Linked DNA regions of Homo sapiens: region 1 is linked to region 2. The links are chromatin contacts, found by Hi-C or POLR2A ChIA-PET in ENCODE. All regions are on one chromosome and are shown on one strand. Each heading gives the region's core, a stretch centred on a gene start or an enhancer-like site at or near the end of the contact. The rest is flanking DNA. Distances are from core to core; before and after follow the strand shown. Region 1 overlaps CUX1 (cut like homeobox 1). Region 2 has its middle 70 kb from the start of MYL10.

The links. A loop is a pair of places that touch in the nucleus more often than their neighbours do. ChIA-PET counts read pairs that join two places held with the same protein, here RNA polymerase II (POLR2A). Pooled maps may share reads with other maps.
Region 1: POLR2A ChIA-PET joins it to region 2 with 17 read pairs in OCI-LY7. The contact joins two enhancer-like sites. A Hi-C loop is called at or near these places in 4 of 37 single-sample maps with no recorded cell type and 5 of 50 pooled maps. POLR2A ChIA-PET finds 5 or more read pairs at or near these places in 4 of 52 experiments (BJ, Caco-2, OCI-LY7 and 1 more).

The regions. Positions count from the first base shown.
Region 1 is chr7:101,855,658-101,862,353 of GRCh38, reverse strand. All of the region lies in intron 1 of CUX1 (cut like homeobox 1), which reads right to left. Among named protein-coding and RNA genes, the nearest start is that of CUX1, 41 kb to the right of the region's middle. RefSeq lists enhancers at 782-1,495, 5,303-5,432. Within about 2 kb of position 5,318, at least 40 of the 41 ENCODE cell types and tissues checked have a DNase peak (open chromatin) inside an H3K27ac peak, as active enhancers do.
Region 2 is chr7:101,695,997-101,703,023 of GRCh38, reverse strand. No RefSeq gene overlaps it. Among named protein-coding and RNA genes, the nearest start is that of MYL10, 70 kb to the right of the region's middle. RefSeq lists an enhancer at 3,360-4,007. Within about 2 kb of position 1,728, at least 2 of the 41 ENCODE cell types and tissues checked have a DNase peak (open chromatin) inside an H3K27ac peak, as active enhancers do.

The sequences.
Region 1 (6,696 bases), core at 4,069-6,568, 160 kb before region 2:
TGTATTATATTCTAGGGACCCACCAGACTGGAAGCTCTTGGAGGACTAGAAGGACTCTGACCTTCCCGCCACACACCCCCGAGACCAACAGGAGTGTCTGCTCCATGGCTAGATGCTCCATAGATGTTTCTTGAGTTTCTGACTATGTCAATAGATATCATCAATCCATTTATTCAGAGAAAAAAAAATTCAAAGGAAATAAATCAAAACATTAGGGGTGGCCGGGCACAGTGGCTCATGCCTGTAACCCCAACACTTTGGGAGGCCAAGGTGGGCGAATCATATGAGGTCAGGAGTTTGAGACCAGCCTGGCCAACATGGTGAAACCCCATCTCTATTAAAAATATAAAAATTTGCCGGGCATGGTGGCAGGCGCCTGTAATCCCAGCTACGTGGGAGGCTGAGGCAGGAGAATCGCTTGAACCCGGGAGGTGGAGGTTGTAGTGAGCCGAGATTGTGCCACTGCACTCCAGCCTGGGCCACAGAGGGAGACTCCGGGAGGTGGAGGTTGCAGTAAGCCGAGATCGTGCCACCGCACTCCAGCCTGGGCCACAGAGTGAGGCTCCGTCTCAAAAAAAAAAAAAAGTTAGGGGTGATGATAACTCTGGTACTGGGATTATGAGTGACTGACACATGGCTACCAGCCAGCCTGGGCATGCAGAAATCTCACTAGCCCATAAGCACCAGCACCACCAAATCAGGACTGGTCAGGACTTCTTCTCCACCCCACCCCACCCCACCCTACATGTGCCTCTGCAGCACTGAGCCCCCAGTCCTCCGCCTGTCCCACCCTCAGTAGACAGGGGCACCCAGGGGGCCAACCAGCACCAAAACCAGCTTTGCAGCCCAGCATCTGCAGTGCATGCCGGGCAGGCAGTTTGTTAAATTCAAATGACTGAACCATTTCCATTCCAAAAGATTGGGGAAAAAACGGGTTGCAAATTTGCACCTGTTACTGGCTCTTAACAGCTAACTGCTAAATGTGGAAACGCAGCTTCCACTTAGTAGACTCTGTTCTTTAGAGAATCAACTATTACGCAGAGACGCCATTGCACTTGAAACCATCTGCCAGACATTAAAAAAGTGACCAGGAGTATGCGTGCAAGGACTGGTGGGCGCAGCTAAAGGAAAATGTGCCAATTCCTGCGACCAGCAGACACGGGGCAGAAATGTGGGTTCGAAGGAGCAGGGTGGCTGAGATCCGTTCTAAAGCAGGTCAGGACCTAACACATTCAGAGATGCAGATTTCTAGAGACAAAAAAAACTAGTGCAGGCCGGGTGCAGTGGCTCAGCCTATAAACCCGGCACTTTGGGGGCCTGAGGCAAGAGGATCGCTTGAGGCCAGTTCAAGACTAGCCTGTCTCTACAAAAAATTTAAAAATTAGCCAGGCATGGTGTTGCCCACCTGTGTTCCCGGAACCTCACAGGCTGAGGTGGGAGGATCACTTGAGACTACCAGGTCAAGGCTGCAGTGAGCTATGGCTGCACCACTGCACTCCAGCCTGGGTGACACAACAAGACTCTGTCTCTTTAAAAAAAGGAAAGAGAGAAGAAGAGAGGGGAAGGAGGGAAGGAAGGAAGGAAGGAAGGAAGGAAGGAAGGAAGGAAGGAAGGAAGGGAGGAAGGGGAGATAAAAGAGAGAGAGGATAAAGGAAAGGAAAGGACAGGACAGGACAGGAAAGGGAGGAAAGGAAGGAAAGACAGACAGACTAGTACAATCCTCTAGTTTTATAGATGAAGAAACTGAGGCTCACAAAAGAGCAGTGGCTAGCCCCAGGCCCTGGGACAGGTGATGGCAGGTGACAGCAGGTGACACACTGAACTTAGCTCACCTCTCCCCTGGGACCCCACAGAGCATCATTCTGCCATGCCACACAGCAGAAACTCATCCTTCATATTGTTCATTTATGTTTTAGGTGTGATCGTGGTATTAGGTATTTTTTTCGAAGTGACATTATCTTTTAGAGATACATACTGAAATATTTATGGAGAAAATAATATGATGTCCTTTTCAAAATTCCAGGAGTAGGCAGGGGCGGAGATGAAACTAGACAGGCCAATAGTTTGGAACTGATCATGCTGGGGGCAGCACACAGGGTTCATTATTCTCACCTCATGTGTGTCTGAAATCTTCCACCAGGAAAACATTTTCTTAAGAATCTGTTCAAAATACCAAACAGCGACAATGCATCTATCCCCTTCAAGGAGAGTCTCTGCTACTAATCTGGGCCTTCCAAAAAAAGAAAAAAGGAAGAAGAGGATAGGAGAGGGGAGAAGGGGGGAGAGACAGAGAGAGAGAGGAAAAAGCAGGCAGAGACAGAGAGACAGAAAGAGAGAGGAAGGAAGGAAGGGAGGAAGGTAGGGAGGGAGGGAGGGAAGGAAAAAGAAAGGGGAAGGAAGAAAAGGAAGGAAGGAAGGAGCAAAGAAAGACAAAGGAAAGAAGGAAATAAGCCAAGAAAAGAGAAAGAAAGAGAAGAAAGAAAAGAAAGAAAAAGGAAAGAAGGAAAGAAGCAAAGAAAAGAGAAAAAGAAAGGACTGAGAGAGAGAGAGAGAGAAAAGCAACCTTCTGCTAGGATCTTAAAGATACTACCCATGAAGCCTTCTGGCTGGGAAAAATTTTCAAAAAGCACCATTGCTCAATAAGAAGAGGGAACATATTCAACAAGTTATCAAGTCTGCAGAGAGAACAAGCCATGTCAGTATGAGATCATTAAATCAGCATTCTGGCAAAAAACGGTATTTCCAAACGTTCTGATGACAGCTGGATCAAACCCGCCAATACCTGACAGTAATAAATACAGTTATTTGGGAAGAAAAATAGGGAGTGACCTTACAGCTCCACTGAAATAGGCCAAATACGGGAAGCTTGAGGCGGTAGGAAATGGAAAAGAACAGCTAATATTTGGCAAGCTTCCTTGATGATCAACAAATTAAAATGTTAAGGAAGCAATTTGTTGAGAAAAGATATTTTTAAAAGAAGCTGAATCACGCAGGTTCAGCCCCGGATACGGTCAATTGGTAATTTTTAAATCATTTTTTAAAAGTTAATGTGTTCAGCCTCTAGAAATGGCATTTGAGACATCGCTGAGTTAATCATAAGCCGCCTCTCCCCCAGCTCAGGTGCAGGGAGGGATGCCTTTGCTGAGTTACTCTAGGGCTCTGCTCTCAACCCCAGGCTCAGCAGGGACTGCAAACCCAGCTCTCATGGGCAGTGCCTTTAGTGACAAGGGCATAAACAAAACTATAGCCTGAAGTCGAGCTAGAGTTTCCAAAGGCCCTCTGGTTGCCGGTCCATTTTCAATCATTAGCCACCTGACCTACTTCCAAATCTAGAAAGCCAAACAATACCGGATTTCTTCAATTAAAATACTGCTGGTTTTCACAACGCATGAAGGGAAGACTTTCTTGTGATTAAACAGCCATTCCCTGGGAGACCGAGGGAAGCGGATCACCTGAGGTCAGGAGTTTGAGTCCAGCCTGGCCAACATGGCGAAACCTAGTCTCTACTAAAAATATAAAAATTAGCCGAGCATGGTAGCGAGTGTGTGTAATCCCAGCTACTCAGGAGGCTGAAGCAGGAGAATCTCTCGAACCTGGGAGGCGGAGGTTGCAGTGAGCTAAGATCGTGCCACTGCACTCCAGCCTGGGCCACAGAGCAAGACGCCATCTCAAAAAAAAAAAAAAAAAAAAAAGGCATTCGCATTCTAAGGGCCAAAGTATACCCTCACTAAACCACCACAGCTCACAACTAACTCACTCAACATAGGGCTCACTGAGCATTTGCTGTTGTGGGTGCTAAGAACAAAGTCATTGTTTTCAGAATTCAAACATTCTTTCGGGTGAGAGGAGTGGAAGACACAGGTTTTATAAGTAGGGGATCATGTGCAGATAAGTCATTGAAGAAGAAAAAGTCAGGGAAGGCGGGAGGGACCAAGAAGGGATGGGTGAGGATGGCTCCTCTGAGAAGGGGACATGTGAGCTGAGACCTAAGAAAGTAAAACCTAACCATCACAAACCAAAGTCGGCCTCTAAAATGGGATCCCCACCACCAACCCCAAAACCAGATACTACAATGCTCTTGGCCGGGTTTTTAGCCATGTGCTTGGTTAGCTGCTGCTTAACTTTATTCTTAAGGAATCTACATACTGCATTTTTTTAAAGCAGGTTCCCTGGTAAGAAACCCTACTCCTCAGAAACAACAAAAATAGTATGTTCTGTTTTCTCTTTTTTTGAGACAGAGTCTCGCTCTGTTGCCCAGGTTGGAGTGCAGTGGCACCATCTTGGCTCACTGTAACCTCCGCCTCCTGGGTTCAAGTGATTCTCCTGCCTCAGCCTCCCGAGGAGCTGGGAGTACAGGTGCGTGCCACCACATTCGGCTAATTTTTGTATTTTTAGTAGAGACGGGGTTTCACCATGTTGGCCAGGCTGGTCTTGAACTCCTGACCTCAAGTGATCCTCCCACTTCGGCCTCCCAAAGTGCTGGGATTACAGGCGTGAGCCACCACCCCCAGCCCTTACTGTTAAATGACCATGATGAAGCTGATTTCTACAAATACACCAGGAGGAAGAGCTAAGGGGGGAAAAAAATTCCCTGCAAAATAAAACGAAACAAAGCTCCTTGCAATTATGCAAAGCTATAGCACAGCTAAGTTATTCTGAGCTAACTCAACCTAGAGGGGTGACGGCCTGGCAAAGGGGGTCATCCGACCCAGCCAGACAAGCTCCGTCTTTCCCTTCCTGCTTCACTCATTTCTGAAAAGAACAGTTCCAGTTTAAAGTAACCCAGCAAATTCATCCTCAACGGGTGAAACCCCATCCTCGCTTCACCTGACTCAAAGCGTGCGCTGCTTTAATTCAAAACAGCTGACTTCGGAGGCCTACAGTCCTCATTTTTCATCCGTCCCCATCATACCAAAAGCAGACTATGTAAGTAAGAGCGGTGAAAGGCCTTTCTGTGCTGAAAACATATTTTATGTATTGAAAAGTACTTGGTGGCCACGCATCTTAACTCCTGAAGAAGAAAATAGTTATTTCTTTTTATTTCTGCAGATATTTCAAAAATATGATAGGTATTGAATGCTAGGCCTGTGACAGGCAAAATGCCCTGTAGGAGGTGCCCGGGTTTCAGAGTCAAGCACAGCCCCCAATCAGATAAGCAGAGGCCTGGGAGAGGGAGGACATCAGGACCCACGTGACGCTAACACCGGGCGGGGTAAGGGCAGGAACATGGCGCAGGCCCAAAAGTGGCCCGCGGCGGGTGGTACGGGGCAGGACAGAGTCCACCTGCTGGAGAGGATCTGAAGGGCCTCGTCCTAACAGAAACAGGAACCGGAGCTGGGCAGGACTTCAGAGGCTGAAGGATGGGAGAGGGAGGGTGCGCCCAGGAGGAGGCACAGCTTGAGCAGAGGCGTGGCTGCATGACCGCGGAGGGAGGGTTCACACCCGGGGCCTGTGGTACGGCTGGCAGGCGTGGGAGAGCCAAGGTGGGGACACAGAGAGGTCAAGGAGGCCGAGGCCGAAAAGGGACCACAGAATTTGGCTACAAGAAAGCAGTTTCAGTTTAACGATGACAAGGGAGCCCGAGTGAAGAGGAAAACCTGTCAACTCCTCGTGAAAGTCGGGAGGGTTTCTGCGTAGAAAAAAACAGCGTTCAGCAGCTCAGTTGGCTGCCGTGAAGTCATCAGAACTAGAGGAAGAGTTGGACTTGCTCTAGTGAGGACAGCTTTTGAAGTCACTAACCACAAGGAGGAAGCCTTCCCCTCTGGGCCTGCAGGAAACAGATTGCGTGGCTTTGTCTGTCCTGGCTGGGGAACGCATGACACGCTGAAGGGTTTTCCAGCTCTAGGGAAGAAAATTCATCTTTCTGTAAAGTCCACTTCGTCTTCCATTATCTACCAGACTTCTTGATGGGACCATTTTTAGAGCCTTCAGTGAAAGAATGGAAAACACTAACTTGGATAAACAATTAAGAGTAGGGAGGGAAATAGGTGAAGACGCAACTCTGATGAAATAAACAAACCGCAACCGTGGAATAACATTCTGGTTATTATGGGTCGTGATTAACGGCTCCCTGCGTTGATGGCTGAAAACTTGTGCTTTACTGCACACTTCCAGCAGAATTTAGCTGCTTTTTTCTTTCTTGTTTCCTTTTTTTTTTTTTTTTTTTTTTTTGAGACAGGGTCTCACTCTGTCACCCAGACTGGAGTGCAATGGCTTGATCATAGCTCACTGCAGCCTTGACCTCCTGCTGGACTCAAGCGATCCTTCAGCCTCAGCCCCCAAGGAGCTGAGACTACAGATGCACGCCACCACACCTGGCCAATTTTTCTTATTTTTTGTACAGACGGGTTCTTGCTATGTTGCCCAGGCTAGTCACAAACTCCTGGGCTCAAGTGATCCTCCCGCCTCAGCCTCCCAACGTGCTGGGATTACAGGCGCTAAACCAGCACTTAAGCTGCATTTTTTTTTTTTTTTTTGAGCTGGAAACTCCTTCTACCGCCCAGGCTGGAGTGCAATGGCACAATCTTGGCTCACTGCAACCTCCGCCTCTCGGGTTCAAGCGATTCCCCTGCCTCAGCCTCCCGAGTAGCTGGGATTACAGGCGTCTGCCACTGCGCCCAGCTAATTTTTGTATTTTTAGTAGAGACGGGGTTTCACCATGTTGGCCAGGCTGGTCTGGAATTCCTGACCTCGTGA
Region 2 (7,027 bases), core at 479-2,978:
TCTGTAATCCCAGCTACTCAGGAGGCTAAAGCCGGAGAATTGCTTGAACCTGGGAGGCGGAGATTGCAGTGAGCCGCGGTCGGGCAAAAAAAAAAAAAAAAGAAAAAAGAAAAGAAAAGAAAAAACGCTCTAGCTCCAAGAGATTCTGAGCTTGTCCCTAACTTTTTCTCCTCTCTCACTGTCCCTCCACTCTCTCCTCCACACAGTGGACCCACCTCCGGTATTAATCACTCTCTTGCCAACAAGAGAATTGCACTCCTGGTGCTCTTAAAGGTTATTAGCTGAGTTGTCCCCTCCTCCAGGAAGCCTTCCTGGACATCTCCTTGCCCCCAGGCAGAGTGAGTAATTTGCCCAGCAAGCCAGTCACTAACCCTGAGCTTGGAAAGCGAACCCTGAACTCACTTCTCTCAAAGCACCTATTAGCGTTATTGGGCGGTACTGCAGTCGTCTGTTTACTTGTGTCGGGCTGGATTCCTCCCGGTCATGAAGCAGTCAACGTGCTGCATACTCATTTATAGGGCAATAATCTGGGGAGTGCCACGTGCAACGTGTTTGAGTCTTGTAAAGTGTCAATCAATCCCTGGACATTTCCCGAGTCCCCTCTTGGGACTTGGCGCTAGATGTCTCTCCTCCGTTGCCCCCCATCCCTCAGTCTTGCTGCCCCCTCCCATGGGCTCCATGCTAACTCCCTCCCTCTCCCCCAGGCTGTGCCTCCTCACCCTGGGAAAGAGGACTTTGTTTTTTTATTTATTTTTATTTTTATTTTTATTTTTTTGAGACAGAGTCTTGCTCTGTCGCCCAGGCTGAAATGCAACGGCGCGATCTCAGCTTCCTGCAACCTCCGCCTCCCGGGTTCAAGCGATTCTCCTGCCTATCCTCCGAAGTAGCTGGGATTACAAGCATACACCACCATGCCTGGCTGATTTTTGTATAGTAGAGATGGGATTTTGCCATGTTGCTCAACTCCTGACCTCAGATGATCCACCCACCTCGGCCTCCCAAAGTTCTGGGATTACAGGCGTGAGCCACGGTGCCCGGCCAGGAGCATTTCTTTAGTCCCTTCTCTGCTGATCAGGAAGTAGCACCCCTTCCTCAAGTGTCTGTTGCTTGGTGCCAGTCCCTGCAAACCAAATAGACCCTGGGCTGTGATGGAGGTGCCGCTGTTATTTAACTGTATAGCTCAGGGTGTGGGAGGATGACGGGGCCATTGTCTGACCTTCTCCTTGCTCTGCACCGTCCGAGGGGAGCAGGCCCTGACAGCCTGGATGTTTGGGGGTAACGTCCCTCAAAAACATTCTTCCTACACCTGGATCTCCTCTTTCTGTTTGTTTCCCAGGACCCTCTCATTCAATCCGGCTCCCCGTCCTTCCGCAGAGGGTGACGAGTCTATGGCTCCAGCTCTCCTGGTACTTCAGGTGTTGGTCAGGCCCTCCCGGCATGGACTTCACCCTTCCTGATTGGGGAGGCTGGCTGGGATTCCATGAGCAGGGAGACAGTGGCTATTTCCAGTCCTAATTTCATCCCCTCTCCCACAATGGCTGTAGGTATTTCCCTAATGAGTGACCCAAACAGAAAACACGCCTTGCCAAAGCCAGCATCCCATTTTCCTAGAGTGTAGCCTTGCTGAAGGACTTTGACACAGATTCTTGTAAAAGAGTTATTCCCAGCCAGGTGTGGTGGCTTGTGTCCATAATCCCAGCACTCTGGGAGGCCGAGGAGAGAGAATCGCTTGAGTCCAGGAGTTTAATGCCAGCCTGGGCAACATAGCAAGCCCTTGTCCTTCCTACAAATAATTAAATAATTAGCCAGGTGTGGTGGCTTGCACCTGTGGTCCCAGCTACTCGGGAGGCGGAGGTGGGAGGATCACTTGAGCCCAGGAGTTTGAGGCTACAGTGAGCTATGATTACATCACTGCACTCCAGCCTGGGTGACAGTGCGAGACCCTCTCTCTCTTTAAAAAAAAAAAAAAAAAAAAACAGGCTAGGCACGGTGGCTCTTGCCTGTAATCCCAGCACTTTGGAAGGCCAAGGTGGGCAGATCACTTGAGGTCAGGAGTTCTAGACCAGCCTGACCAACATGGAGCAACCTCGTCTCTACTAAAAATACAAAATTAGCTGGGAGTGGTGGCGCATGCCTGTAATCCCAGCTGCTTGGGAGGCTGAGGCAGGAGAATCGCTTGAACCCGGGAGGCGAAGGTTGCGGTGAGCCAGGATAACGCCATTGCCCACTCCAGCCTGGGCAACAAGAGCGAAACTCCGTCTCAAAAAATAAAATAAAATAAAATAAAAAATAAAGAAGAGTTATTCTCTCCTTACAGGTGAGAAGGCAAGTGTATGGCTTACATCTTGGCCTGGCTACTTCATGTTATCTTATTTGCATCAAGAACTTCAGCCAGAGAGGGTGGATGACATGTCTGGCACGCAGTAACTGCTCAGTAAACAGAACTGCTATTGTCACCCGGCATCAACACCCCAGCCTCTGACCCCTTTGATTCCACACCGCCCCACCGGATGACATTGAATCCTTTTTGCAGCCCCAGGTCACACCAGTCCCTTCTCCCCAGGCCCCCCACCCCCACCCCATTAGAGCCAGATCGTAAAATCTCCAGGGGAGGGAGGCTGGTGACATCTTTAGTGGCGACATTTGGGTAAAAAATTCATGACCATCAGTTACTCTCGGAAGAGAGGGAAAAATGAGCCGTTTCCGCCGCTCCAGAACGTGGCTCTCCCTGGCTGCGAGTCCACAAATCTATTTTATGTGACGAGATCTATAGTCTAATAGAAGGAGCTTATCGCAGATTTAAGAAAAAGTGCACAATAAGACTGCACTCTTTCCGTACTCTCGGCCCCGCGAGGCGCCCTCCCCTAAGATGAGGGTGATGGCGCCTCCGGGAGCCACGGAGAGTTCATGGGTCAGCGGGGCCCCAAGGGGGTGATGGCTGGGGTGACCAGGGTAAGGACAAGGTGGCCCCCTTGCCTGGTCTTTGTTCTCCACCTTCCGGTGGGGGGTTGAGCCACTGCTCGTCACCACAGTGGAGAGGGCCCTGGGAAACCCACCACCCAGTTCTGTCAAAATGTCTCTGCTTGGCCTGGGAGTTTTGCAGCTCTGACCACCTGTCTGTTGGCCTCCTGTCTGTCTGCCTGTCTTTGTGCATGCCTGACTGTCTGCCTGTCCGTCTGTCTGCCTGTTTGTCTTTCTGCCTGCCCATCTGCCCGTCTCCCTGCCCACCTACCCATCTGTCTGCCTGTCTGCCTGCCAGTCTGCCTGTCTGTGGGTCTGCCTGTCCATCTGTCTGCCTGTCTGTCTGCCTGTCTGCCTGCCAGTCTGCCTGTCTGTCTGCCTGTCCATCTGTCTGCCGGTCTGCCTGCCAGTCTGCTTTCTGTCTGCCTGTCTGCCCATCTGCCTGTCTCCCTGCCCACCTGCCTATCTGCCTGTCTCTGTGTCTCCCTGACAATCTTCCTGTCTGTCTGCCAGTCTGCCTGCCTGTCTGTCTGCCTGCCTGTCTGCCTGCCCGCTTGTCCATCTATCTGCCTGCCTACCTGCCCGTCTGTCTGCCTACCCATCTGCCTGTCTGTCTGCATGCCTATTTGCTTGCCTTTTTGTCTGTCTGTCTGTCTGCCTATTGGCATGAAGGAGAAATGGAGCTTTCACTTCTACCACCATCTCTTATCCTGGGGAAGGATCTGAGGATCCAGGGCTGCGCTGAGGCAGGAGGAGGGGATGAAGGACAGGGCGTCTCCAGTCCTCTCTAAGACGCAAGAGCCTTGGATCCAGTCCCTGGAGACCTGGGGCAGCTCTGAAGAGGAAGGAGGTTGGTGCCCGCTGGGGTGATGGCCGTCCTGCAGGGAGCCCTGGCCCGATGCCTGCGGAGGTTGGAGCTGTGTCTGCAGGGGATGCCTTGGAGATGCCTGTGTAGGAGAAGGTGACAGAGGCTACAGACAGTGGGCAGGGCCGGGGTTCTGAGGCCCCAGATGGGAGCCTGCATCTGCTCCAGGGAACAGTCTCTGCCAGCACAGAGCCAGGCCCGGAGGCACACGGTGACTTCGGACTCTGCAGCAAGCCTCATGCCAGGGTGAGGACAGACTGTCCCACAGGTCCCATCGGTCAGCTGCTGAGGTCCATGTCCCCTAGGCCCAGGGCAGCCAGGGGGTGAGCCAGCTAGAGCCTCCTCAGACCCGTCATCTGCTGAACAAGTGACTGAGTGAATGTATGAATGGATGGCTTGGGGCGGGAAGGGGGCCTTGCCTCCCTAAGATGTCAGGGCATATGCAGAGTGGGTGCAGGTCTGCCTGGGTTCATTGGCACAAGAAGCCTGGGGCCCCCTGGGAATAAAGTCACCCTGGCCTCATGACACTCACCTTTCGACAATGGCTCAGTACTGGGAGGAGTGGGTGGGTGGGGAGTCATTTTGAATTTGTTTATTTGGTTAGTTGCACCTGCCTTGCTCAGAAAAGGATGTCAGGAGGCATACAGAGATGCATTTAAACAATAGGAGAGGCCAGGCGCAGTGGCTCATACCTGTACTCCCAGCACTTTGGGAGGCCGGGCGGGTGGATCATCTGAGGTGGTGAGTTCAAGACCAGCCTGGCCAACATGGCAAAACCTCGTCTCTACTAAAAACACAAAAATTAGCCGGGTGTGGTGGTGCGTGCCTGTAATCCCAGCTACTCAGGAGGCTGAGGCAGGAGAATCACTTGAACCCGGGAGGCAGAGTTGCAGTGAGCCGAGATTGTGCAGCACCAGCAGGAGGCCTGGGGTCTGGGGGTTGGTGGCAGCCGCAGCTCCATTGGGAACCAGCCAGTGCAGGCAAGGATGCACCTCTGCAGGGCTCAGGCAAGGTTGCCTGCTAAAGGCCAGTGCCACATTGGTACAAGGTGTGCCTTGAGGAAGGACGAGGAAAAGCAGCGGAAGATAGGGACTGGGCTGTTTGCCCATGAACAAGGTGGGCCGTCTGCTGCTCCGGGATCCCAAATGTTACCAGTTCGAGGTATGGTGGAATGGGACCCCTGGGAGTTGGACGCTCACAGATTGACTTCTACCAGCCTTTGCTCGGCCCCGGACTACCAACGTGCCTCTGTCATGGGGGTGCTGTCCAAAATGCTACCCTCCCCCTGCCCCTGTACCCACCTATGGGAGCACACAGAAGGCCTCTCTCCCTGGCCTCAGTCCTTGGAAAAAAACGTCCATATCCCCAGCACCTGCTTGGACCCATGAATGTAATGACTGATCGAGTTTCCCTCTTTGCTTTGCCTACTAGGACCTTAGAAATCCAATTGTCCCTCACTAGCCTTCCTCATTCCGGACCTTCACCTTGACCTCTCTCTCCAAGCCACACCAAACTCCAGCTCCCACACTCCTGCAACACCCTGAGCCTTGGCATGTGCCATTTCCTCTGCTGGAACCCCATTTCACCTGCACCCTTTTTTTTTTTTTTGAGACAGAGTCTTGCTCTGTCACCCAGGCTGGAGTGTAGTGGCACGATCTTTGCTCATTGCAACTTCCACCTCCTGGGTTCAAGCGATTCTCCTGCCTCAGCCTCCCTAGTAGATGGGACTACAGGCGCCCACCACCACATCTGGCTAATTTTTTGTATTTTAGTAGAGACAGGGCTTCATCATGTTTTCTAGGCTGGCCTTGAACTCCTGAGCTCAGGCAATCTGCCCACCTCAGCCTCCCAAAGTGCTAGGATTACAGGTGTGAGCCACCGCACCCAGCCCTCTTTTTTTTTTTTTTTGGAGATGGAGTCTTGTTCTGTTGCCCAGGCTGCAGTGCAGCAGTGCAGTGGTGCGATCTCGGCTCACTGCAACCTCTACCTCAAGCAATTCTGCCTCAGCCTCCCGAGCAGCGGGGATTACAGATGTGTGCCACCACGCCTGGCTAATTTACATATTTTTAGTAGAGATGGGGTTTCACCATGTTAGCCAGGCTGTTCTCGAACTCCTAACCTTAGGTGATCGACCCGCCTTGGCCTCCCAAAGGGATTATAGGCATGAGCCACCACTCCCGGCCATGCACCCACCCTCTTTAAAAAAAATTTTTTTTGGGATGGGGTCCCACTATGTTGCCCAGGCTGATCTCAAACACATGGCCTCAAGCAGTTCTCCTGCCTAAGCCTCCCAAAGCATTAGGATTACAGGCATGAGCCACCACACCCAGCCTGTACCCTCTTCTTCTTGCTAACTCCCCAGGTATCAGCTCAGAGGCCACTTCCTCCAGGAAGCCTTTCCTGACTCCCAGATTGAATCAGATCCCTCCATGTGCCCCAAAGCTCCCCTCCTGCTCTCATGGATGCCTGTGTGGCTCCAGGCTGGGACTGCCCGTGTCCTCACCAGAGTCCATCTCACGCTTCATGCAGGCAGCACCTCTGTCTACCTGGGCACTGCCATGTCTCTGGTGCCCAGTGCAAAGCCTGGCACATGTCAATGAGAATGCGCCCTTCACAGCTGTCCCTGGCTCTGCACTGGGCACCAGGGACACGGCAGCATTGAATGAATGAATGAATGAAGAATGAGTGATTTATTGTCACTTGTACAGTCATGGGAGATGGCTCCTAGGTCCAATCTGGTGTCCGAGGTGCTGGTAGGGACAACGGGGTCTTCTGCAGGCCTCAGTGTCCCAGTCATTGGTTTGGAATATGGTGTAACCAGAATCATCACTGCCAGGCTGACCTGGAGCCTTGGAGGGAGAGGGTAGCCGTTAGGTGCAAAAGAAGAGAATTCTTCTTTCTGGGACTCTGGGGAGCTGGAGGTGGAGCCCAGGAAATGGTGTTTTGGAGACGTTATTGTAATTTCCAATTTTTGTTTATTATTTTTATTTTATTTTATTTTTATTTATTTTTGAGATGGAGTCTCTCTCTGTCATCCAGGCTGGAGTGCAGTGGTGCAATCTCCGCTCACTGTAACCTCTACCTCCTGGGTTCAAGTGATTCTCTTGCCTCAGCTTCCCGAGTAGCTGGGACTACAGGAGTGTGCCACCATGCCAGGCTTTTTTTTTTTTTTTTTTTTTTTTAAGTAGAGGCGGGGTTTCA